Linked DNA regions of Homo sapiens: region 1 is linked to region 2. A link is an interaction called in ENCODE POLR2A ChIA-PET data of the cell type or tissue named here. Cell type or tissue: PC-9. All regions are shown on one strand. Links, peaks and the distances in the headings refer to the core of each region. The heading gives the core; the rest is flanking DNA.

Region 1 (12,444 bases), core at 1,698-9,697, 1.8 Mb after region 2:
CAGAAGTTTGCTGCAGGGGCAGGGATCTCATGGAGAACCTCTGCTAGGGCACTGCAGAAGGGAAATGTGGGGTCGAAGCCACCATATGGAGTCCCTACTCGGGCACCTTCTAGTGGAGCTGTGAGAAGAGGGCCAATGACCTCCAGACCCCAGAATGGTAGATCCACCTACAGCTTGCACCGTATGCCTGGAAAAGCTGCAGACACTCAACACCAGCCCGTGAAAGCAGCCAGGAGGGAGGCTGTGCCCTACAAAGCCACAGGGGTGGAGTTGCCCAAGACCATGGGAACCCACCTCTTGCATCAGCATGACCTGGATGTGAGACCTGGAGTCAAAGGAGATCATTTTGGAGGTTTAAAATTTGATTGCCTTGCTGGATTTCGGACTTGCATGGGCCCTGTAACCCCTTTGTTTTGGCCAATTTCTCCCATTTGGAACAGCTGTATTTACCCAGCAATACCTGTACCCCCATTATATCTAGGAAGTAACTAGCTTGCTTTTGATTTTACAGGCTCATAGGAGGAAGGGACTTGCCTTGTTTCTGTTGAGACTTTGAACTGTGGACTTTTGGGTTAATGCTGAAATGAGATGAGACTTAGGGGGACTGTTGGGAAGGCATGATTGGTTTTGAAATGTGAGGACATAAGATTTGGAGGGGCCAGGGGCAGAATGATATGGTTTGGCTCTGTGTCCCCACTCAAGTCTCATCTTGAATTGTACTCCCATAAATCCCATGTTTTGTGGGAGGGATATGGTGGGAGATAATTTGAATCATGGGGGCAGTTTCCCCCCTACTATTCTCATGGTAGTGAATAAGTCTCATGAGATCTGATGATTTTATCAGGGGTTTCTGCTTTTGCATCTTCCTCATTTTCTCTTGCCACCACCATGTAAGATGTGCCTTTCACCTCCCACCATGATTCTGAGGCCTTCCCAGCCATGTGGAACTGTAAGTCCAACTAAACCTCTTTTTCTCTCCAGTCTCAGGTATGTCTTTATCAGCAGCATGAAAACGGACTAATCCACTGGGGAAGGTCAGGGATTTGATAACGTGGACCCTCAAAAGCAATAAGCTCATCTATCTTGTAATTTCAGAAGAAATCAAATTGCCACACAAAAGGAGGCAATTCCATCAGAATATCAGAAAGAAAAATGTGAGGTCTGAGAAGAAGAGAATTGATTTCTATTGAAATGACAGCCAAACGTTTTTATTCTGAGGCATAGTACAGATTTGCTTAACTATCATGATATATAGGGAGGAAAGAGCAGTATGCTGGTTATTAATTTATTGCCTCTCAACTCCAGATCCACCCATCTTTGTTTGCTTTTGTTACAAAGCTGGATTCTGTAAACATTTCTCCTTTGCCAGTTCGTACAAGATTTGACTTTGTCAACAGAGGATGCTGGAGGGACAATGCGTGGCCATGGGAAGAGAAACTAACTTCCTGGTACCGGTGTGCTGTTCTATTTTTATTTATTTATTTTAATTATTTACTTATGTGGCTGCTAGCAGATCAACTTGTGGGAGGCCTGGTGGCATTTACCCTAGTGGGTTGCTTCCTGTGAACCAGTTCAGGCCCAGCCACACCATCCAGCAAGTTCCTCCCCCATCCAACAGGCCACTTCCTGTGGACCAACTCCAGATTGCCCTCCTCCCCCAGTGAATTAATTCACCACCCTTTAGGCCACTCCCACAGCCCAGCTCCAGCCTGCACCCTGGCGGGTTTTTTCACCAACAGGGTATGTGGTAGCACAGGTTCCTGTGTTAGCCACAGTGTCGCTAGTGAAAGCCACATCTCAGCTTTGGCAGGGAAAGGTCTTCTGAGTTCTTTGTTCCTCCCTCTTAGACTGCCCAGTATAATGAAGAGATGATATTTGTATTTTAGGAATTATAGAATGATCTACTTATCATTTCAGATTCTGAAGACAGGAATAAGATGAAGGAATGGAAATCAAAGATGGAAATTTCTGAAGAAAAGAAGTCAGCAAGGGCTGCATCCGAAAAACTCCAAAGACAAATCACCCAGGAATGTGAGTTAGTTGAAACCAGTAATTCTGAGGACAGATTATTGAAGCACTGGGTAAGCCCTTTAAAGGATGCAATGAGACATCTCCCTTCCCAAGAGAGCGGTATCAGGGAAATGCATATTATCCCCCAGAAAGCCATTGTGGGAGAGATTGGCCATGGATGTAATGAAGGAGAAAAAATACTTTCTGCAGGAGAAAGCTCCCATAGATATGAGGTTAGTGGCCAAAACTTCAAACAGAAGTCAGGATTAACTGAACATCAGAAAATTCATAATATAAATAAGACCTATGAATGTAAGGAATGTGAAAAAACCTTCAACAGGAGTTCAAACCTGATCATACATCAGAGAATTCATACAGGAAATAAGCCATATGTGTGTAATGAATGTGGGAAAGACTCTAATCAAAGTTCAAATCTTATTATACATCAGAGAATTCATACAGGAAAGAAACCTTATATATGTCATGAATGTGGAAAAGACTTCAATCAGAGCTCCAATCTGGTGAGACATAAGCAAATTCACAGTGGTGGGAATCCCTATGAGTGCAAAGAGTGTGGGAAGGCTTTTAAGGGAAGCTCAAACCTTGTCCTGCACCAGAGAATCCACAGTAGGGGGAAGCCATATTTATGCAATAAATGTGGGAAGGCTTTCAGTCAAAGCACAGATCTTATTATACATCACAGAATTCACACTGGAGAGAAACCCTATGAATGTTATGACTGTGGACAGATGTTCAGTCAAAGTTCACACCTTGTCCCACATCAGAGAATTCACACTGGAGAGAAACCCCTCAAATGTAATGAATGTGAAAAAGCCTTCAGGCAGCATTCTCACCTTACTGAACACCAGAGACTCCACAGTGGAGAGAAACCCTATGAATGTCACAGATGTGGGAAGACCTTCAGTGGGCGCACAGCTTTTCTTAAACATCAGAGATTGCATGCTGGAGAGAAAATTGAAGAATGTGAGAAAACCTTCAGCAAGGATGAGGAGCTTAGGGAAGAGCAGAGAATTCACCAGGAAGAGAAAGCTTATTGGTGTAATCAGTGTGGTAGGAATTTCCAGGGCACCTCAGACCTCATCAGACATCAGGTAACTCATACAGGAGAGAAACCATATGAATGTAAAGAATGTGGGAAAACTTTCAATCAGAGCTCAGACCTTCTGAGACATCATAGAATTCACAGTGGAGAAAAACCTTGTGTATGTAGCAAATGTGGGAAATCTTTTAGGGGCAGCTCAGATCTTATTAGACACCATCGTGTTCATACTGGAGAGAAACCCTATGAATGTAGTGAATGTGGGAAAGCCTTTAGCCAGAGGTCACACCTTGTTACACACCAGAAAATCCATACTGGAGAGAAGCCCTATCAGTGCACTGAATGTGGGAAAGCCTTCAGGCGGCGTTCACTCCTTATTCAACATCGGAGAATTCATAGTGGTGAGAAACCCTATGAATGTAAGGAATGTGGGAAGCTCTTCATTTGGCGCACAGCTTTCCTCAAACATCAGAGCCTGCATACTGGAGAGAAACTTGAATGTGAGAAAACCTTCAGCCAGGATGAGGAGCTTAGGGGAGAGCAGAAAATTCACCAGGAAGCGAAAGCTTATTGGTGTAATCAGTGTGGTAGGGCTTTCCAGGGCAGCTCAGACCTCATCAGACATCAGGTAACTCATACAAGAGAGAAACCATATGAATGCAAAGAATGTGGGAAAACTTTCAATCAGAGCTCAGACCTTCTGAGACATCATAGAATTCACAGTGGAGAAAAACCTTATGTATGCAACAAATGTGGGAAATCTTTTAGGGGTAGCTCAGATCTTATTAAACACCATCGTATTCATACTGGAGAGAAACCCTATGAATGTAGTGAATGTGGGAAAGCCTTCAGCCAGAGGTCACACCTTGCTACACACCAGAAAATCCATACTGGAGAGAAACCCTATCAGTGCAGTGAATGTGGGAATGCCTTCAGGCGGCGTTCCCTCCTTATTCAACATCGGAGACTTCATAGTGGTGAGAAACCCTATGAATGTAAGGAATGTGGGAAACTCTTCATGTGGCACACGGCTTTCCTCAAACATCAGAGACTGCATGCTGGAGAGAAACTTGAAGAATGTGAGAAAACCTTCAGCAAGGATGAGGAGCTTAGAAAAGAGCAGAGAACTCACCAGGAAAAGAAAGTTTATTGGTGTAATCAGTGTAGTAGGACCTTCCAGGGCAGCTCAGATCTCATCAGACATCAGGTAACTCATACAAGAGAGAAACCATATGAATGTAAAGAATGTGGGAAAACTCAATCAGAGCTCAGACCTTCTGAGACATCATAGAATTCACAGTGGAGAAAAACCTTACGTATGCAATAAATGTGGGGAATCTTTTAGGAGCAGCTCAGATCTTATTAAACACCATCGTGTTCATACTGGAGAGAAACCTCATGAATGTAGTGAATGTGGGAAAGTCTTTAGCCAGAGGTCCCACCTTGTCACACACCAGAAAATCCACACTGGAGAGAAGCCCTATCAGTGCACTGAATGTGAAAAAGCCTTCAGGCGGCGTTCACTCCTTATTCAACGTCGGAGAATTCATAGTGGTGAGAAACCCTATGAATGTAAGGAATGTGGGAAACTCTTCATGTGGCACACAGCTTTCCTCAAACATCAGAGACTGCATGCTGGAGAGAAACTTGAAGAACGTGAGAAAACCTTCAGCAAGGATGAGGAGCTTAGGGGAGAGCAGAAAATTCACCAAGAAGAGAAAGCTTATTGGTGTAATCAGTGTGGTAGGGCTTTCCAGGGCAGCTCAGACCTCATCGGACATCAGGTAACTCATACAGGAGAGAAACCATATGAATGTAAAGAATGTGGGAAAACTTTCAATCAGAGCTCAGACCTTCTGAGACATCATAGAATTCACAGTGGAGAAAAACCTTATGTATGCAACAAATGTGGGAAATCTTTTAGGGGCAGCTCAGATCTTATTAGACACCATCGTGTTCATACTGGAGAGAAACCCTATGAATGCCCTGAATGTTGGAAGGCCTTCAGTCAGAACTCACACCTTGTCAGTCATCAAAGAATTCATACCAGAGAGAAACCCTTTGAATGTAGCAACTGTGGTAAGGCCTTCAGTGGGTGGACAGCTTTTCTTAAGCACCAGAAACTTCACATTGGAAAGGAATTTGAAGACTGTAAGAGTCTACAAACAGGACCTATTCTAATAGGTAGCAGAAACCTAATGAATGCAGTAAAACTAGGAAAAGTCTGATGGAGACCACATCTTATTGCACTACAAATGAGTTTTATTAGAAAAAAACCATGGGAAGGTGGGAAAGCAGAGAAAATACCTACTGGATTTTTCAAACGTAAGTATAATCAAGTGGAAAAGCCAAAAGCTCTTGGACATAATCACCTTTTTTTTTTCTGTCTCAGAACTGACACTAGAATATGGTCCCAACGATACAATTTTTTAAATTATTTATTTTTTAACATACAAAGAGATGAGGTCTCACTATGTTGCCCAGGCTGGACTTGAACTCTTGGGCTCAAGCACTCCTCCCTCCTCAGCCTCCCAAAGGGTTGGGATTACCGGCATGAGCCACTGCACCAGCCCCAGGGGTCTAATTACTTGAGAATGTTTTAAGGGATGTCTATCATTATTAAAATCATTATAAATCACTTTGGCAACAACCCCAAAACTAAATTATTCATGGAAAGAGCCATTTCAATCTTGACTTCCTAGTCGAGTGACAAGTTTAAATGTGGGAAAAAACCCTGTGAAAGTAATGAGTGTAGGCCAGGTGCGGTGGCTCGTACCTGTAATCCAGCACTTTGGGAAGCCAAGGTGGGCAGATCACGAGGTCACGAGTTGATCATGAGGAGTTACTATGCCCAGCCAACATACTAAAACCCCGTCTCTACTAAAAATAACAAAAATTAGCCAGGCATGGTGGGGCACGCCTGTAGTCCCAGGTACTTGCGAGGCTAGGGCAGGAGAATCACTTGAACCTGGGAGGTGGAGGTTGCGGTGAGCCAAGATCATGCCACTGCACTCCAGCCTGGGCAACAAGTGCGAAACTCCATCTCAAAAAAAAAAAAAAGTCTAACTCTTCTGCTTGTCTTTACAATGCTGTACAGTGAGAGCTAATGTTTATAAGGATAAACAGGATACTTACAGGGATTTGAAGGTAATTTAATTCAGTGGTTTCCAACTTTTTAATCACCAAGGCCTTCTTTTTACTCCCCTATGTCCTGTGTCTTAAAAGATTATGTTTACCAAACTGCATTTATTAAAGAATTATATTTTGCTACATAAAGGCATGTACAACACAAATCATGCTTCTGACTGGCACCATGTAGGCAGACCTAGGTACTAAAATTCCAGCCCAAAGCAAATAATTTACCATTTTCATTAGTCTTTTTATTCCTTTTGTGGGCAAACATATCGTCTATGTTAGGCTTTTTGAAATATTAACTATGACTTGTAAACTCCAGATTAAAAACTAACCAATTCATCTTTGATGGAGCTTGAATCAAACTAAGGGTATTGGACTTTTGAAAGATTGAAATTTTTGTTACAGTATGGAATGTTTTTAACTGAATGTTGAAATAAAAGTTATTTAAGAATTACTTAGTGACTGTTTAGTATGTGCCAGGGGCCGTAATTAGATGGGGCTGAAGAAAGATAGTCATTGTTGAATCTTCTTCAGGTAGACCAGGTCCTCCTTGAGGTTCTCAGGCTGCATCTCCAGGTTGGCTCCGGCCAGGGTCAGCTTGTCCAGCCCCTGGTGCAGCTCCAGAGACCCAGCCTCGCTTGGTGCAGAAGTCATTGGCAGCCAGGTGGGCATCATCCACCTGTAGCCAGCACTTCTCCATTCTGCCAACGTCTCCGGCCTGGTGAGTCTGGATGTGAGCGCATCCCAGGGGGCCCAAGGCACAGAGAGAGAGAGGAACGGGGTGGAGGGAGGGAAGTGTGTGCAGGGGCCAGGAGCGCCAGGCTGCTCGGGCTTCCCGGCCCCTGCAGCCCGCCAGGAGCTGTGGCCAAGGCAGAGGCCTGCCCTGCTGCTGCTGGCGCTGTCACCTCCCTGTGGTCCTGCCTTCTGGGTCCTTGAGGGCCTCCTGTCATCTGGAACTGGAAATAAGTTAGTGAAGCGACGTTTTGTGAATATTTATTGGCCTTTGCGTCTTTGTCTTCATTTTCAGTGCTGGCTTTTCTGTTGGGTCATTTGTGTTCTTATGTTGATTTGAAGAATTTAAAAAGGTATTCTATAAATTAATCCTTTATGGGGTCATTTCTAGTGCAGATAGTTGTTTCTTAGTCTGGTCATTGTACCGTAATTTTATTTCACATTTCTTTCTTGCTGGTAAATAAGAATCTAATTGATTTTATATATTGATTTTGTATCTTGTTACCTGGTTTAATTCACATATTCATAGGCATCATTTTTGGATTGTGGTGGGTTTTTCATGTACTTATGTACATGTAGTTATGTACTTATGTACTTAAATACTTAACGTACTTACATACTTATGTAGTTAGTGTCAGCCACATATAATAACACCTATATTGCTTAAATGTTGGTTCTTACACCTTTATTTTTCTTTATTTTCTTCTTTTATTGTCCCCATCACACCTCCTGAACACGGTGTGTCTGGTTCTGATTCCAGGGAACAGGTTTCAGTGATCCTGTATTCCTTATGTAGTTTATTATAATTTCATTTTAGACAAACAATGAGATTAAGGAAGCTGCCTTCTTTTACATATGCTAAGAGTTATTTATGACTAATTGTTGAATTTGAATAAATGCTTTTTTTTACATATACTGTAAATAATCATATGTTTTTCTCGTATTTTTCTGAAAATAGGATATTTTATGTGAACTATTTTTGGATGTTAACCAATCCTGCATTTTTTAGTATATCCCACTTGGTATCCATGTGTTACATTTCCATATGTGGTTTAATTCATATGATATGGTTTTTTTTAGAATATTTGTATTTCTGTTAATGAAAGAGTGGGCCTATAATTTTTTTTTCTAAGGTCCTGTTCAGATTGTGGTGTCAAAGTAATGCTGGCTTCACAAAAAAAAAAAACTGAAAAATATTTCCTATATTTCTTCTCTTTGGAAGAGTCTGAGAAATTTAGGTGTTTTCTTCCTTAAATATTTGGAATATTTCTTTAGGTATGGAATTTTCCTTGTGGAACAGTATTTTTGTTGGCTGGTTTGACTTCTAATAATTCAAATCCTTCGGTATATGTAGGAGTTTTCTTGTTTTATGTTATTTCTGTGTCCGTTTTAGTAAGTTTATTTTTATTTTTATTTTTTGGGGGACAGAGTCTCACTCTGTCTCCCAGGCTAGAGTGCAGTGGCGCAATCTCGGCTCACTGCAACTTCCGCCTCCTGGATTCAAGCAATTCTCCAGCCTCAGCCTCCTGAGTAGCTGGAGTTACAGGTGCGTGCCACCACCCCGGCTAATTTTTGTGTTTCTAGTAGACACGGGGTTTCACTATGTTGGCCAGGCTGGTCTCGAACTCCTGACCTCGTGATCCACCTGCCTCAGCCTCCCAAAGTGCTAGTATTACAGGTGTGAGCCACAGTGCCCGGCTGTATTTTTTAGTAGAGACGGGTTTTCAGCATGTTGGCCAGGCTGGTCTCGAACTCCTGGCCTCAGGCGATCCACCTGCCTCGAACTCCCAAAGTGCTGGGATTACAGGCGTGAGCCACCATGTCCGGCCTAGTAAGTTTATTTTTCAATGTGATGTTATTTGAATCTCTGTTGTCAAACTTGTAGTCCTAAGTATTTCACCGAACCCTCCTAGTGTCTTAATACACTGCTCTATGGAACAGGCTTTTGTTTTGGTTCCGGATATTGGTTTTCTGTGTCTTTCCTCTTTGCCTCAGTTGGTTTCACTAGTGGTTTCTTAAGTGTATTAATATTTATAAACCAACTTTTTTTTTTTTTTTTATGAGACAGAGACTCACTGTGTTGCCCATGCTGGAGTGCAGTGGTGCGATCTCGGCTCACTGCAAGCGCCGCCTCCCTGGTTCAGGCCATTCTCCTGCCTCAGCCTGCCGAGTAGCTGGGACTACAGGCACCCGCCACCCCGCCTGGCTAATTTTTTGTATTTTTTAGTAGAGACGGGGTTTCACTGTGTTAGCCAGGATGGTCTTGATCTCCTGACCTCGTGATCCGCCTGCCTCGGCCTCTCAAAGTGCTGGGATTACAGGTGTGAGCCTCTGCGCCCAACCCTATAAACCAACTTTTATCCTTGATTTGTTTCTGTTGCTTTTTTTTTCCTATTTCATTGATGTCTGCTCTTTATTACTTTCTCATTCTTTCATTTTGATCGTTTTTAATTCTTGAGAAGGGAGTTTATGTGATTGACTGTCAATCTTTTTTTCTATTCTAACATACTCCTTTAAGGCTGTAAATTTCTCTCTAAGCAGGGATTTATCTGACAGCCCACATTTTCCATCAGGTGTTTCCAAACCCTGTGTCTGCAGCCGCATTGACCTCCCAGTGTCTCCACCCTGTATCACCTACAGCCATGCCAGGCTTGTGTGTCTCCATCCTTGTGCAACAGAGACCCTGTCTCTATTTAAAAAAAAAAAAAGAAGAAACCTAAAAACAGACTGGCACTTAAAAGAGTTGTGCTTCATTTTTTGACTTTCCGTATTAATTTTCTGTTTGTTTGTTCCTTAAACAAGCTGCCACTGCTGCTGATTCAACATGTTTCATTTTATTCTTTTTTTTTTTTTTTTTTTTTGAGACAGAGTTTTGCTCTTGTTGCCCAGGCTGGAGTGCAATGGCGTGATCTCGGCTCACTGCAACCTCTGCCTCCCGGGTTCAAGCAATTCTCCTGCTTCAGCCTCCCAAGTAGCTGGGATTACAGGCATGCACCACCATGCCTGGCTAATTTTGTATTTTTAGTAGAGACGGGGTTTCTCCATATTGGTCAGGCTGGCCTGGAACTCTCAACCTTAGGTGATCCGCCTGCCTTGGCCTTCCAAAGTGCTGGGATTACAGGTGTAAGCCACTGGGCCTGGCCCATTTTATACATTTTTAATGTGTATTCTTGTTTTTGGAAAATGTGAACAGAGTACTATTAAACTCTTTTAGCGTCGGTGTAGCAAGGAGGTAAAGAAACAAACAACAAAACAAACAAAAAATCCCTCTTTGTGAAATAGGATTGAATATCGTTGGATTGAGCACTTACCAAGCAACTGTGCCAGGGTTTGTGTCCTTCATTTAATTCTTACAAGCCTGAGTGTTCCGTATTTTAACTTTATAGGTGAACAAATAGAAGCTGAGGGTGAAGGACCTACAGCTGTCACCTTCATCTCTTCTCAACACTGCCAGATGTCTCCTTGGATCTCCCAGACAGACAACAAGGGGCATCTCTGGTTTCTCGGTGCCCGCTAGAAACCTAGGGTCATTTCAAGGCATTATGCAAATGAGAAGCTTTCCTTCTCTTCACCTCATCTCCTGATCTGCACAAAAATGACTGTAGGACCCACTGTAGGTACCAATGTAGGCACCAATCCTCAGTTTACCACCTGCTCTCTACTTGCTTCCCTGCCATAACTTTCTAAAAGGGATGTGAGCCATGTTTAAAGTCACCTGGTCACTGGAGAGATCTTGTTCTACCCTCTACATCAGTGGTTGCCAACCTTTTTGGCACCAGGGATGGGTGTTGTGGAAGACAATTTTTCCACGGACTGGGGGGATGGGGGGAATGGTTTCAGGATAAAACTGTTCCACCTCAAATCATCAGGCATTAGATTCTCATAAGGAGCACACAACCTAGATTGCTAGCATGCGCAGTTCACAATAGGGTTCTTTCTCCTGTGAGAATGGCGTGCCGCTGCTGATCTAACAGGAGGCAGAGCTCAGGCGGTAATGGGAGCAAGGGGGAGCGGCTATAAATACAGCTCGCCACTCACCTCCTGCTGTGCAGCCCGGTTCCTAACAGGCCATGGACAGTACTGGTCTGTAGCCCAGGAGTTGGGGAATCCTGCTCTACAGAGTTTCCAACCTCAGAGATGAAGCATCCCCTCTGTATACAAGTCAGAAAGAAATTATTCAAGTAGGAGAATTAAAACAGGATCACAGAGAGGGAGGCTGAAGAATTTGACTTTCTGTGTTTACTTGTATGAGGAAAAACAGCACATAGAGGCAACCACAGTATTTAATTTGTTTGGATAATAGTTAACAGATAAACAGGTACACCCCATATACAATTACCAATACTTTTGATACAGTTCATATTTCAGTACATCAACACTATTTTATTTACACTCTATTTATGTACATTAACATCTTTCTAAAGTCAGTGCATTGTCAACAAGTTTTATACAGTAATTTACAAGGTGAATGTAGTTAATAGTTAATTTAATAAATTTTCCGCTAGTTCATGAATTAAAAAAATTAATTACAACCAGTATAACACAAATCACACAACATTAGTAGATTGTGCTACCTGTTTAAATAAAACATCTGTAAAGAAATTATTTAAAATCTTCCACTTTTTAATGGGACATGTCCAGGTAGGAATGGACAGATTTTATTTACTGAAAATCTTGAAACTATAAAGTGTGCATTTTGTCTGACTTTATTACATTAGACAATTTAGGCCACTCCTACCTACTTGCAATTATATTTTTTCTGAAAAGGATTTCAATTTAGGTAGCCATTTAAGATAACCTTTCCAAATGCTCTGAGAACTAGATATTAATAGTTACTGGCCTCAGATATCAGAACACAAATGCTTAGTTACATTGGTAATTACTACCTATGAGGAAGAAAGGGTAATGGAATCTGGCAATGAGAATCAACTTGCAGGGTCTAAATGAATAAACAAAGACCAAAAATAAGGTGAAACATTTCCTTCAAGTATATATTAAGAAACTACATGAAAAAAATTCTACCTCAAATAAATAATATTTATACTTTTGTTCCAATCTTAAATAATTAGAGGGAAAAAATGAAGTAAGCAAAGAAACATAACTTTCAATGACTACTGTAAAATTTAAAAAAAGACAAATATCAAAATAAAAAAACCAGTGGACATGCAAACAAAGCAAAACTAAAGTTGACTTCCTAAAACCACCAATTTCATTAAATATACTTATGAACTCCTAATGTCTGGGATGTGTTTTGTTTGTAATTTATAGCCCTTAGAGCCATCAAATACACACAAGCAAGTTCATTTGCATGTGTTCTCTCTTTTTTAAAGTGCAAAACAAACACAGAAAAGAATAACCACTAATTGTGAAACGTGATCTAGCTCCGATGCCGCTTACCTTCCCAGAAGCTCTTGTTGCAACATGTGCATGTGAAGATGGTGCAAATATTGGCAACTGCTCCCCTTCCCTCAGCATGGGCGGGGCCGGGGGTGCAGAATACATTTCTG
Region 2 (12,444 bases), core at 2,919-10,918:
ATATCTGCTGAGAACAAGGGCATTCTCTTACATAACCACAACCAAATTACCACACTCAAGAAATTTAACATTTCTATACAACTATCATCTAGTGTACTAACTATATTCATATTTCCACAATTGCCCCGTCGTGTCCTTTATATACCATTCTTTTTTGATCCAATACTTAATCTGTGATCACACATCAAAATTAGTTGCCATGTCCCCCTAATATTCTGTTTTTTTGAAAGACAGGAGGATCTCACTCCCTTGCCCAGATAGGAATGCAGTGGCTTGATCATGGCTCATTGCAGCCTTGACCTCCTGGGTTCAAGTGATCCTCCCGCCTCATTTTTTGATTTTTCTTGTATATAGAGATGGGGTCTCACTATGTTGCCCGGGCTGGTCTTGAATTCCTGGGCTCAAGTGATCCTCCTGCCTCTGCCTCCCAAAGTGTTGGGATTACAGGCGTGAGCCTCCCTAATGTTATTTAATTTAGATAAGTTCTCTGTCCTCTTTTGTCTTTTAGGACATTGACATTTTGGAGAGTCTAGGCTGGTTGTTTAGTACAATGTCTTTCAATATGGATTTGCCTGATTGTTTCCTCATGATTAGATTCAGCTTAAACATTTTTAGCAAGACTACGCCATAGGTGATGTGTGGCCAGTCACTTCAGGGGCTACTCTTAGACAATTGTTGGCCAGTTGCCTGTGCTTTGCTCCCATCCCACCCCACCTCCCATCATTTCCTTTGCCTGAAGTCTTTTGGGTAAGTTTGGCCACAGAAAGATGATAGCAGATGACTGGAGGGTGGGAGGAGGGGAAAGCCTAGGATATTGCCCCCTATTTCTCTGTTTTCCGTGACAGCTTTTCTTGTGTGTCTCCAATTCCTCCCAACCAAACGCTCTCTCTGTGGTTCCAGCTCCTGCGGGGGAAATACCCTCTCCTTAGTTCTGGCTCTTTCTGTTTGGCCTCAACTTCTGTGCTCTGATGAAACTACCTCATCCCGTTGACCCTTTAGTTCCAGGGTGGCAGTTGCTTTTGGCTGTTGCCGACCTCTCAGTGGCCTCATCATCTCATCCTGTGTTTGGCTTCTCAGCTTTTCCATTTCCTGTGTAACCAATTTCCTTATTAACGTTCCTCTTTATTTGGTTTGAAAAGTCTAGGGTGGTGTCTGTTTTCTTGACTAAACCTTGACTAATATAGGTAGGGTTTTCATCGTCAGTGTGATTTGTGTGACTTGTGGAATGGGGCCACGTGGCACAAAATAAGGCAGCATTAGCAACAGGAGTTATATGAGTGGAAATTCCTTTATAAGGAGAAATAAGCAGTGTAGGCCTCCTCCCTGGTTACACAAAAGGAAATATACAAAAAAGAAACATCTCAAGGTGGTAGAATTTTGTATGGTTTTTATATTATTTTTCTTCTTTTCTGTTCATCCAAATTACCTAAATTTTTTTTTACAATGGATGTAGATACTTTTGACATGAAGAAAAAATTGCCATATTTGTAAACAAATGAAGGAGAATGGTGTACAGGTGTACAAGTTGTATACAATAAAATATTATCAGAGGATACAAAAGTGGCTAACCCCCATCAAAAGACAAAAGACAAAATTACAACAAATTTAGAGACCTTAATTGGTTTTTATTTGCCATTCTAGAGTAAGGTAACACCTCATCCTACAAAATAGAATGAGTGCTCTGAGTTGCTGAGCAGAGGTGGTGGTAGGCAGAAAATGGCTGAGGAAAGCAGAAATAGAAAATAAAAGGTAGACTGGTTGTTTCAGAGTTACTTTCCTCGTAAAGATTAAAGCAGAGTGGACTTCCTTATTATACCAGCTAAAATTGGGTTGTTTGGGGATTTGGCTATTATGTCTCACTCTCCTGATTTCTTGGAAGGTCAGATAAACAACTTAGTTTTGTCTTGATGATGTGGGCCTGTAGCATGAGTGACTCCATTTTGGTTTGGTCTGTTGGACTTAGTATAGGAGCTCAGTCAAAACCAATGGCCTCCGATACATTTTATTTAATACCCCCACAAAAGCATTTGGCTCCCAAACCTTTTAAATAGAAAAAATAAGAAGGTCATTCAGTGTAAGATGATAAAAAGAGTAACAAGAGACTACTCTTATGAAATTTCTTCATATAAAATGCTTATACTTTTTGGTATGTCTGATATAGTTTATAATCTAATAATTTAAAAAAATTTCACAAAAAACAAAATCGTAAAATGGGAAATGGTTTAGTTGTTGAGGTTTTCACGTGATCACTCTAGCTCACAAATGGGCAAGTCTCCAGTGATCAAGAAAAAACTACACTGGTACTTATGGAAATGTTTACATTTAATAGGTGACATAACAGTGATTGTTTATAACAATTAAAGGCACTTTTTTCAACGTTTAATTACTTAGCTATCCTTAGGAATTTTGGAAAGCTCATTAGAAACTGAAGAATTTAAAGGGGTACCAAAGTAGCTGAAGCATGAGTTAGAATTCATAGAAAATGAGTAAAAAAGACTAGGAAATATTAGTGAAAAGATCAAATAGACTGCAAGGTTACAATAAAACTGCAGTAACCAAGACAAACAGAAATAATCAGAGATAAAATGGATTACTGGAAATGAGAAGTGCAAAAATGTAGAGGTACTCAGTAAGTATCAGATTTGAAAAATTAACAAGAAGTTTTCACAGAAGAGCCTAACATAGGAAATATGTACTGTAAGTGAGGGCATGCGAAAACCTGCTTCCACCCTACGTATAATCCAATATAATCTGGTACAAAATGTCTTGAAGAGTCAAAAGAAGGTAGTTTCCTAGGTGTTTAACTGTTTCAATGGCTCCCGTCAGTAAGTCATAGCTAGCAATGGACTTCTGACTTAAACCTGCTCATACCTGCTGCTATGGTTTGAATGTCTCCTCCAAAACCCTTATTGAAATTTAATTGCCATCATGATAGTATTAAGAGATGGGACCTTTAAAGGGTAATTAGGTCATGAGGGCTTGGCCCTTGTGAATAGATTGACGTTATCATGGGAGTGGCTTAGCTGTCGTGGGAGTTAGGTCTCCATTTTCTGTCTCTGTTTTGTGTGCTTGCTTGCCCTTCTGCCATGGGTTGATGCAGCAAGAAGGTCCTTGCCAGATTCTGACACCATGTTCTTAGGCTTTCTAGCCTCCAGAACTGTGAGTCAAATAAATTGCTATTCTTTTTAAATTAAATTAAATTTATTTATATATTTTGAGATGGAGTCTTGCACTGTTGCCCAGGATGGAGCACAGTGGCATGATCTGGGCTCACTGCAAGCTCCACCTCCTGGGTTCACGCCATTCTCCTGCCTCAGCCTCCCGGTAGCTGGGACTACAGGCACCCGCCACCATGCCCGGCTAATTTTTTGTACTTTTAGTAGAGATGGGGTTTCACCATGTTAGACAGGATAGTCTTGATCTCCTGACCTCGTGATCCACCCACCTCGGCCTCCCAAAGTGCTGGGATTACAGGCATGAGCCACTGCACCCAGCAGCCACTGCTATTCTTTATAAATTACCAAGTTGGTGACAGTCCATTATAGCAGCAGAAAATGGACTAAGACATCTGCCAAAACATGTATTTAGTCAGAGTCTGATTAAGGTTCTCTCAAGAGTTTATTCATTGGGCTCACTAAGTGCTATATGTTAGAAGAATAAGATTGTTAATTCTGTCTGAAATGAAGCATATTAATAAATAAATGCATTGACATTTTATTGTGAATAATTATGACCTTCTAGTATTGCATATTTATGTTATAGCTTAGGAACTTAGAAGAAAGTACCAAGTCAGAGTCAAGCCTGTTTGTCTTTACGACCTGCACTGAGACAAGAATCTGGGTTGAAGTAGTATCTCTGATTCTGAGAATCTCTTACTTTAGGATTTTCCATTGACAATATTGGAAAACATGATCTGGATTATGCAATATTTGGCTCTTCATAGGCTGCAAAGTTTTGAAAGGTGCTGGTGTGAATCTTGGCAGAGATCTCTGGCTTAGGCATTCCTTTACTTTCTCCCAACTTCATCCTGCGTAAATATCTCATTAGAGCGATATCTACTAATTCACAGGGCTATAGTGACACTCTATTGACACATCAGGAAAACTTTAGGACACAGGACTGGGAGGAGAAAACGGGCTTGGGATACCTTCTTATAGCTATGTACCTAACACTACCAAAATAATAAAAAACCCAATGGCTTTTATGCTTAAAAATTGATATTTATTAATTATATAATTCAAGCCCTTTTCTTTTAAGTCTCCCCCCACTCTGTTTGTAGAAGTTCGAGGTCATGATTACCTTTCCAATTTCCAGAGACACTATAAAATAACCATCATTAGATTTTTAGCTGTAGGTAATAAATAGAAGAGTTATTATAACATTCTGAGCATAATAGCTGGTGTTCCTAGAAATATCCAGGACAACTGTCATTTGTCATTTCTGGCAATGTCTAAGGCCTTGAGGCATCAAACAGGCATCTAAATGGAAAATCTGTCTGAACTGTGGTCAGTGGAGGGTTGAGATTCTTTTGAAAGCTATTGATGTGCAGTTATGTGAAATACAACCGCCATTTATGCCTGTAATCTGCTTGAGAGTAATCATGTACATAGTTAATACTCCAAACTACTTTTCTTTTTTTTTTTCTTTTATTATTATCCTTTAAGTTTTAGGGTACCTGTGCACATTGTGCAGGTTAGTTACATATGTATACATGTGCCATGCTGGTGCGCTGCACCCACTAACTCGTCATCTAGCATTAGGTATATCTCCCAGTGCTATCCCTCCCCCCTCCCCCCACCCCACAACAGTCCCCAGAGTGTGATGTTCCCCTTCCTGTGTCCATGTGATCTCATTGTTCAGTTCCCACCTATGAGCGAGAATATGTGGTGTTTGGTTTTTTGTTCTTGTGATAGTTTACTGAGAATGATGATTTCCAATTTCATCCATGTCCCTACAAAGGACATGAACTCATCATTTTTTATGGCTGCATAGTATTCCATGGTGTATATGTGCCACATTTTCTTAATCCAGTCTATCATTGTTGGACATTTGGGTTGGTTCCAAGTCTTTGCTATTGTGAATAGTGCCGCAATAAACGTACGTGTGCATGTGTCTTTATAGCAGCATGATTTACAGTCCTTTGGGTATATACCCAGTAATGGGATGGCTGGGTCGAATGGTATTTCTAGTTCTAGATCTCTGAGGAATCGCCACACTGACTTCCACAATGGTTGAACTAGTTTACAGTCCCACCAACAGTGTAAAAGTGTTCCTATTTCTCCACATTCTCTCCAGCACCTGTTGTTTCCTGACTTTTTAATGATTGCCATTCTAACTGGTGTGAGATGGTATCTCATTGTGGTTTTGATTTGCATTTCTCTGATGGCCAGTGATGATGAGCATTTTTTCATGTGTTTTTTGGCTGCATAAATGTCTTCTTTTGAGAAGTGTCTGTTCATGTCCTTTGCCCACTTTTTGATGGGGTTGTTTGTTTTTTTTTTGTAAATTTGTTTGAGTTCATTGTAGATTCTGGATATTAGCCCTTTGTCAGATGAGTAGGTTGCGAAAATTTTCTCCCATTTTGTAGGTTGCCTGTTCATCACTCTGATGGTAGTTTCTTTTGCTGTACAGAAGCTCTTTAATTTAATTAGATCCCATTTGTCAATTTTGTCTTTTGTTGCCATTGCTTTTGGTGTTTTAGACATGAAGTCCTTGCCCATGCCTATGTCCTGAATGGTATTGCCTAGGTTTTCTTCTAGGGTTTTTATGGTTTTAAGTCTAACGTTTAAGTCTTTAATCCATCTTGAATTGATTTTTGTATGAGGTGTAAGGAAGGGATCCAGTTTCAGCTTTCTACATATGGCTAGCCAGTTTTCCCAGCACCATTTATTAAATAGGGAATCCTTTCCCCATTGCTTGTTTTTCTCAGGTTTGTCAAAGATCAGATAGTTGTAGATATGCGGCGTTATTTCTGAGGGCTCTGTTCTGTTCCATTGATCTATATCTCTGTTTTGGTACCAGTACCATGCTGTTTTGGTTACTGTAAACTACTTTTCCATTCAGATCATTTTAGTTTGGTTAATTATGTAAAAGCAAATATTTGTTTAGAGTAATGCTGCTGCTCCATTAATGAATTATTGCCTGGTTCCCTCGTTATTGTACATCTCAGTCACTTTCAATTATGCTCAAAAGGCGCATCTCTCAAAGGAATCTTTTTTTTTTTCTTCCCACACTCACTCAGTTTAACTTCCTCTCCTGGTTTATCTAAACAGGAATTCATCTTCATTTTAGGAAGTACTTACTTCACAAATTAGCTTTCCTTACATTCTTTCTAAAGCAAAACAAATCTAGTTTTGTTTCTAAGAATCGAAATCAGAAATGCTATAACTTAAATTTTGTAACTGCTTAACAACAAACACACCGACTACAAGTTTTTCTTAAAGACAACATTGCCCATTTCCAGAGTATATATTTTTTCAATTAATAGACTTCATTTTAAGAGAAATTTTAGATTTACGGAAAAATTAAGCAGAAAGTGAGAATCTATTTTTTGAGCAGAAATTTTTGAGAGCTCACAAAATTTCAGGGTCTGTTGTAATAGTTGGGTTTCTGTTCCAATGAGCTTGTGGATACACCAATAGCTTATAGCCAAGTGCATATCAGTACCCATCAAATCCATGAGTGAGATATTTTTCTTTAAATCACATGGCTCTAAATGACAGGTTTTACATATACTTAGCCCTCTATAATGGCAGAGGTGGAATCTGTGGATACAGAGGGCCGACTGTTACCTGGAAAGCCAGGGTTTGTTTGCCTGGTGAGTAACAAGCGACCCTCCGTGAGAATGCAGGTTATGATGAATAGGAGTGTTCTTAGTTGGCACAAGAAAGGCAGGTACTGGGAGTATTCTCGAAAACAGCGTCTTCTCAAGGGAAAGTGACAGGAGGCTGTCGACAAAAAGGGCTAAAGTGTAACATAGTTAAAAAGGTTTATTCTGAGTGAAATGAGTGACCAAGGCCCACGACACAGCCCCAGGAGGTCCTGTGAACATGGGCCCAAGGTGCTCGGGCCACAGCTTGATTTTATACGTTTTAGGGTGACAGAAGTTACACAGATACCAATCAATACGTGTCAGGTGTGCGTCAATTCAGCCTGAAAAGGTGGGACAACTCAAGGCAGCAGCTTCCAGGTCATAGGTGGATTGAAAGATTTTCTGACTGGAAATTGGTTGAAAGAGTTATGTTATCTTTTTTATTTATTTATTTTTTTGAGACAGAGCCTCACTTTGTCACCCAGGCTGGAGTGCAATGGCACTATCTGGGCTCACTGCAACCTCCGCCTCCCGGGTTCAAGTGATTCTCCTGCCGCAGCCTCCTGATTAGCTGGGATTACAGGCACACACCATGCCTGGCTAATTTTTGTACTTTTAGTAGAGACGAGGTTTCACCATGTTGGCCAGGTTGGTATTGAAGCACCAGTGTACCAGCAGCAGCGGAGGTCCTCCTCCTTGCAGACCAGGGTTACCGCATAGGCAGTGTGCCCAGAGTAGCAGCTCAGAGGCAGGTCTGCACTCATACCCACTTCTAATTATATGCAAATTAAAGGAGTTATGCAGAAATTTCTAGAATGAGGGTGATAGCTTCCCAGTTGTCAGGTCGTTGCCATGGAAAGGGGCAGTAACCTCCAGGTGTTGCCATGGCAATGGTCAACTGACTTGGCACACTGGTGGGTGTGTCTTATGAGAAGGTGCTTCTGCCCCCCACCCCACCCCGCACCCCGACCTGTTTTTAGCTAGCCTTCAACTGGTCTAGTGTCCTAGCCCCACCTCTGGAGTCAAGTCCTGCCTCCCACCTCAGAATCTTGGTCTCCACAACCCCTTATCTTAACCCAGACAATTCCTTTCTATTGATTTCAGGTCCTTAGATAATAACAACTTGGCTGGGCACAGTGGCTCACGCCTGTAATCCCAGCACTTTGGGAGGCCAAGGCGGGCGGATCACCTGAGGTGGGGAGTTCGAGACCAGCCTGATCAACATGGAGAGACTCCATTTCTACTAAAAATACAAAATTAGCCGGGCATTGTGGCGCCTGCCTGTAATCCCAGCTACTCAGGAGGCTGAGGCAGGAGAATCGCTTGAACCGGGGAAACGGAGGTTGTGGTGAGCTGAGATTGTGCCACTGCACTCCAGCCTGGGCAATAAGAGGGAAACTACATCTCAAAAAAAAAAAAAAAAAAAAAAAAAGAGAGAGAGAGTGAGAGAGAGAGAGAGAGAGAGAGAGAGAGAGAGAAAATGGCTCAACAGCAAATGCAGGCATTTATGTCCAGGATAAACTTATAGAGGTGGGGGACCAGCTTAGTGTCAGTGCCCACTGCTTACAGGCTGGGGTATTTATAGGTATGGGCGGGAGGGGCCTGGGCAGTATGGCTTGCTGCCTGATAGGATATTGATAAGATGTTCCTTTGATCAGGCGGTTTGGCCCTTGTTCTGGTGGAGTGTGGTGTTCCTTGCATTTTCTCCTAGCAGAATAAGATAAGAGGCAGGCTGTTTCTCACGGTCCGAACCCCCGTGGAATGTTCCACTTTGACCAAGGTCTGTGAAATGGCGGGAGACTTACATAATGGTGCAGTTTGGACTAACACTTTTGAGGGCTCTTGTTTTTTTTGACTGTATATATTTTCTAGGAGGAGAACAAGTTTCTGGGTACTCTTAAATATTACTTGTGAGCTTTAAGTTACTCAGTGATTTGACTTACGGTGGTGGTTATCTTTAAATACGTCATGCTTTTTTTCTTAACCATTTTTAGTGTGGACTGTATAGAATACACAAAAGGCCACCATATTTATATACAATTTAAAAAATAATTTAAAGCAAATTAAAAAGTACCCAGATAGCTACAACCCAGTCCAAGAGTTAGAATATGGACAGAGTCCCTTTCCCCACTCCATCCCCTACCTGCAACAAACCTCTTCCTCTTCCCGGAAGTAACCACTCTCCAAACGTGTGACAATCACTTCCTTGCAAATGTTTATAGTTTTACACTTCTATATGCATTGCTTAATTTTGCCTTTTATGTTTAGACCTTTAATCTACTTGAAATTTATTTACGTATGATATAAAGGTCCATTTTTTTCCATATGGACACTTCCCTGTCCCACCACTGTCTATTAGAATTTCTACTTCCTCGCCTGATCTACACTACCACTGAGGCAGGAGAATAGGGTCTGGAGGCAGGGAAGCTAAGGCTGATTCATGCTGCTTATGAGGGAAAGGAGGGGTTGAATTGGGCTTAGGTTCGGAACCCAAGCCCGATTCATCCCTTTTCAACCCCTCCTTTTTTCTGCGAGGCAGTTGAAAAATGAAAGTACCTCTGATTGGTCCCCTCCTGCAACCAATCAGACTGGTCGGGGGCCAATGGGAACCCTCTAGAGGGTATTTAAACCTCAGAAAATTCAGTAACAGGCTTTGGAGCTGCTTGCTTGAGCCCACTGTCCTCTGTTGGAGTAAATCTCTGCTTTCCCTGCCTTGCTTTGTGTGTTTTGTCCAATTCTCAGTTCAAAACGCCAAGAACCTGGCCAACTACCCTTCAGCTGGTAACGTATTTTGGTGAGCCAGCCAGGAGGTAAGCCCAACGTTTGGGATTTATTTTCCTTTTTGTCCTCTTTCTCTCTCTTTTCCTTTCCAACTCGGGACTCTCGGTGGACAGTGCCTAGGCATGGAGGCAACCGCAGGTTTGTGGTTGGGGCCACTCTCCAGGGAAACTGAAAGGGTTCCGTGTGGAAGCGCCTGATCACCACCACCCGGTTTGGGTGAGGGACCTGAGTCCTTTTCTTTTCAGTCTTGCAGCAGCTGTTTCCTGGCAGGGCAAATGGTCAGAAATACCATATGTACAGGCCTTCACGGCCCTACGCCAAAACCTAATCATCTCCGCAAAGAAAGTCCAAAGACAGGACTAGATAGTATAGATGACCCCCTTTTATAAGGGCCACCTGTCTCTCAGGGTGAACATAACCGCCCCCACGTAGCCCCTTGCCAAGTGCTCCTGAGGCTAAAACCCAAACCCTGGACACCCTACTAGGTCCCCCTCACGCTCGGAGGGGACACTACATTCCACTCTCCCTCCAGCCCTGCTACCCCTTCAGGAAGTAGCAGGAGCCGAGGGGCCAGTCCTAGTGCAGGCCACCTTCTCTATAACTGATATACAACGGTGTCAGGGAAAGCTAGGAAGCTCTTCTAAGAATCCCAGGAAATTAGCAGATGGGTTCCAAACTTTGACCTCAGCCTTCGATCTCTCACAGAGAAATGTTCAATTCATTCTAGCAACCTCTTGCACCCCCTTTGAAAAGGAATGAATCTTTTGAGGCTGCCCACTGGGAAGCAGACGATTTATTTGCCCAAAACCCTCAGGGCAATCACCTGGGCCCAGACACAGTCCCCACAACTGATCCTAATTGAGACTCTAATGCTCTCGTGGGAACGAAAAACTGGGCTAAATTTCTTGAGGCTCTCCTTGGAGGAATGAGAAAGGGAATAACTAAGGCAGTAAGTGATGATGAAGTAAGGGAGGTTCCACCGGACCAGGTAACCCTTGCCATGCTCATGCTACAATCTGGAAAGGAAGAGGGCTGCTAACTAGCAAACACTCCCCTGTAAAGCATAGGCCTGAAATTCTGCAGCTTTTGGAAGCAATACACCTGCCAAAGGCTGTAGCTGTAATTCATTGCAGGGAGCATCAAAGGGCCTTAACCCTTATAGCACAAGGAAACAGAAAGGCTGATAGAGAAGCGAAAGCTGTAGTTCTCAGGGTGCAATCCCAACAGATTCCAGCTCTACTTCTTTTCTGTGATTCCCCAATGGAGCCTGAATACACACCACAGGAAGAACAGTTAATAAAGGAGCAAGGGGGACAAAACCCAGGATGCTGGTGGTACATGGCATCAAAACCACATCTCCCTCAAGCAGCCTGATGGAGAATTAGAAAAACTCTGCATGACTCTTTGCATATGGGGAGAGAAGCCACCCTGGCCGTGGTTAACAGGCTCTTCATTGAGCCTAACTTAGCTTCTGTGGTTAAGCATGTCTGTCAAACCTGCTCACTGTGTGCACTGAACAGCCCAGGAAACAGAATGCCTCCTGTAATAGAACCAGTCCAGAGGGGAGTTGTATTAGAGGACGCTGATAGAACATACCCAGGAAAAGATGGGCGATTAGACTTCACACATATGCCAGCTGGCAGAGGTTATAAGTTTTTGTTAGTGCTAATAGATATCTTTACTGGTTGGGTCGAAGCTTATCCTACCAGATCAGAGAAGGCTACTGTGGTTATAAGGTTCTCTTAAAAGAAATAATCCCCCAGTTTGGGTTACTTCAGCGTCTCCAAAGTGATAACGGCCCATACTTTATCTCCCAGATAACTCAAGTAGTTGCTAAGGCTCTCAGAATCAAATACTATTTACATTCAGCATGGAGGCCTCAATCCTCTGGGAAAGTAGAAAGGGCTAATCAACCTCTAAAAGGATCGTTAGCTAAGTTCGATCAGGAAACATCAGAAGCTTGGGTCAGCTTACTGCCCATAGCTCTCTTAAAAATCTGTAATACCCCTAGAGCAAAATTTAATATAAGCCTATACGAAGGCTATTAGTTTGTTTTTATGTGTGTGTGTGTGTGTTTTTTTTTTTTTTTTTGAGACGGAGTCTCTCTCTATCGCCTAGGCTGGAGTGCAGTGGCACGATCTTGGCTCACTGCAAGCTCCGCCTCCCGGGTTCACGCCATTCTCCTGCCTCAGCCTCCCGAGTAGCTGGGACTACAGGCGCCCGCCAGCACGCCCAGCTAATATTTTGTATTTTTAGTAGAGACGGGGTTTCACCGTGTTAGCCAGGATGGTCTCGATCTCCTGACCTTGTGATCTGCCCGCCTCGGCCTCCCAAAGTGCTGGGATTACAGGCCTGAGCCACTGTGCCCGGCCTTGTTTTTTTGGACATGGAATTTTCGCTCTTGTTGCCCAGGCTGGAGTACAATGCCTTGATCTTGGCTCACTGCAACCTCTGCCTTCCGGGTTCAAGCGATTCTCCTGCCTCGGCCTCCCGAGTAGCTGGAATTACAGGCATGAACCACCATGCCCGGCTAATTTTGTATTTTTAGTAGAGATGGGGTTTCTCCACGTTGGTCAGGCTGGTCTTGAACTCCTAACCTCAGGTGATCTGCCCGCCTTGGCCTCCCAAAGTGCTGGGATTACAGAAGGCTATTCTTAACTGATGATGTAATTACTGATTCAGAAACAGCTGGTTTAGTAAAATACCTAGTTAACCTAGGACAATGTCAGCAGGTTTATACAGAAGTTTGGAACTCAAAGGCTTCCGGTACTGGAAGCTAACCAGCCACCTCAAATCAGGCCAGCAGATAAGGTGCTTGTTAAAGCATGGACGGAGGGGTCACCTCCTCAACA

Evidence for each region. Peaks named below come from ENCODE experiments on the same cell type or tissue, not always from the same donor. Only the 100,000 strongest peaks of a DNase experiment are listed, where the experiment ranks them.
Region 1: POLR2A ChIA-PET joins it to region 2 with 5 read pairs; 1 of 35 experiments calls an interaction of 5 or more read pairs at or near these places.

Annotation. Positions count from the first base shown.
Region 1 is chr17:5,173,750-5,186,193 of GRCh38, reverse strand. ZNF594 (zinc finger protein 594) reads left to right here. Exons shown (of 2, transcript NM_032530.2): 2 at 1,918-6,659. The coding sequence starts at 1,938. The coding sequence ends at 4,361. USP6 (ubiquitin specific peptidase 6) reads right to left here. Exons shown (of 38, transcript NM_001304284.2): 38 at 11,203-12,444. Among named protein-coding and RNA genes, the nearest start is that of ZNF594, 12 kb to the left of the region's middle. In PC-9, for the core only: no CTCF peak of the experiment used is centred there; no DNase peak of the experiment used is centred there; H3K4me3 peaks cover 1,696 bases.
Region 2 is chr17:6,937,427-6,949,870 of GRCh38, reverse strand. It overlaps LOC124903906 (a long non-coding RNA gene), which reads right to left and starts at 8,237. Exons shown (of 2, transcript XR_007065595.1): 1 at 1-8,237. In PC-9, for the core only: no CTCF peak of the experiment used is centred there; no DNase peak of the experiment used is centred there; H3K4me3 peaks cover 1,373 bases.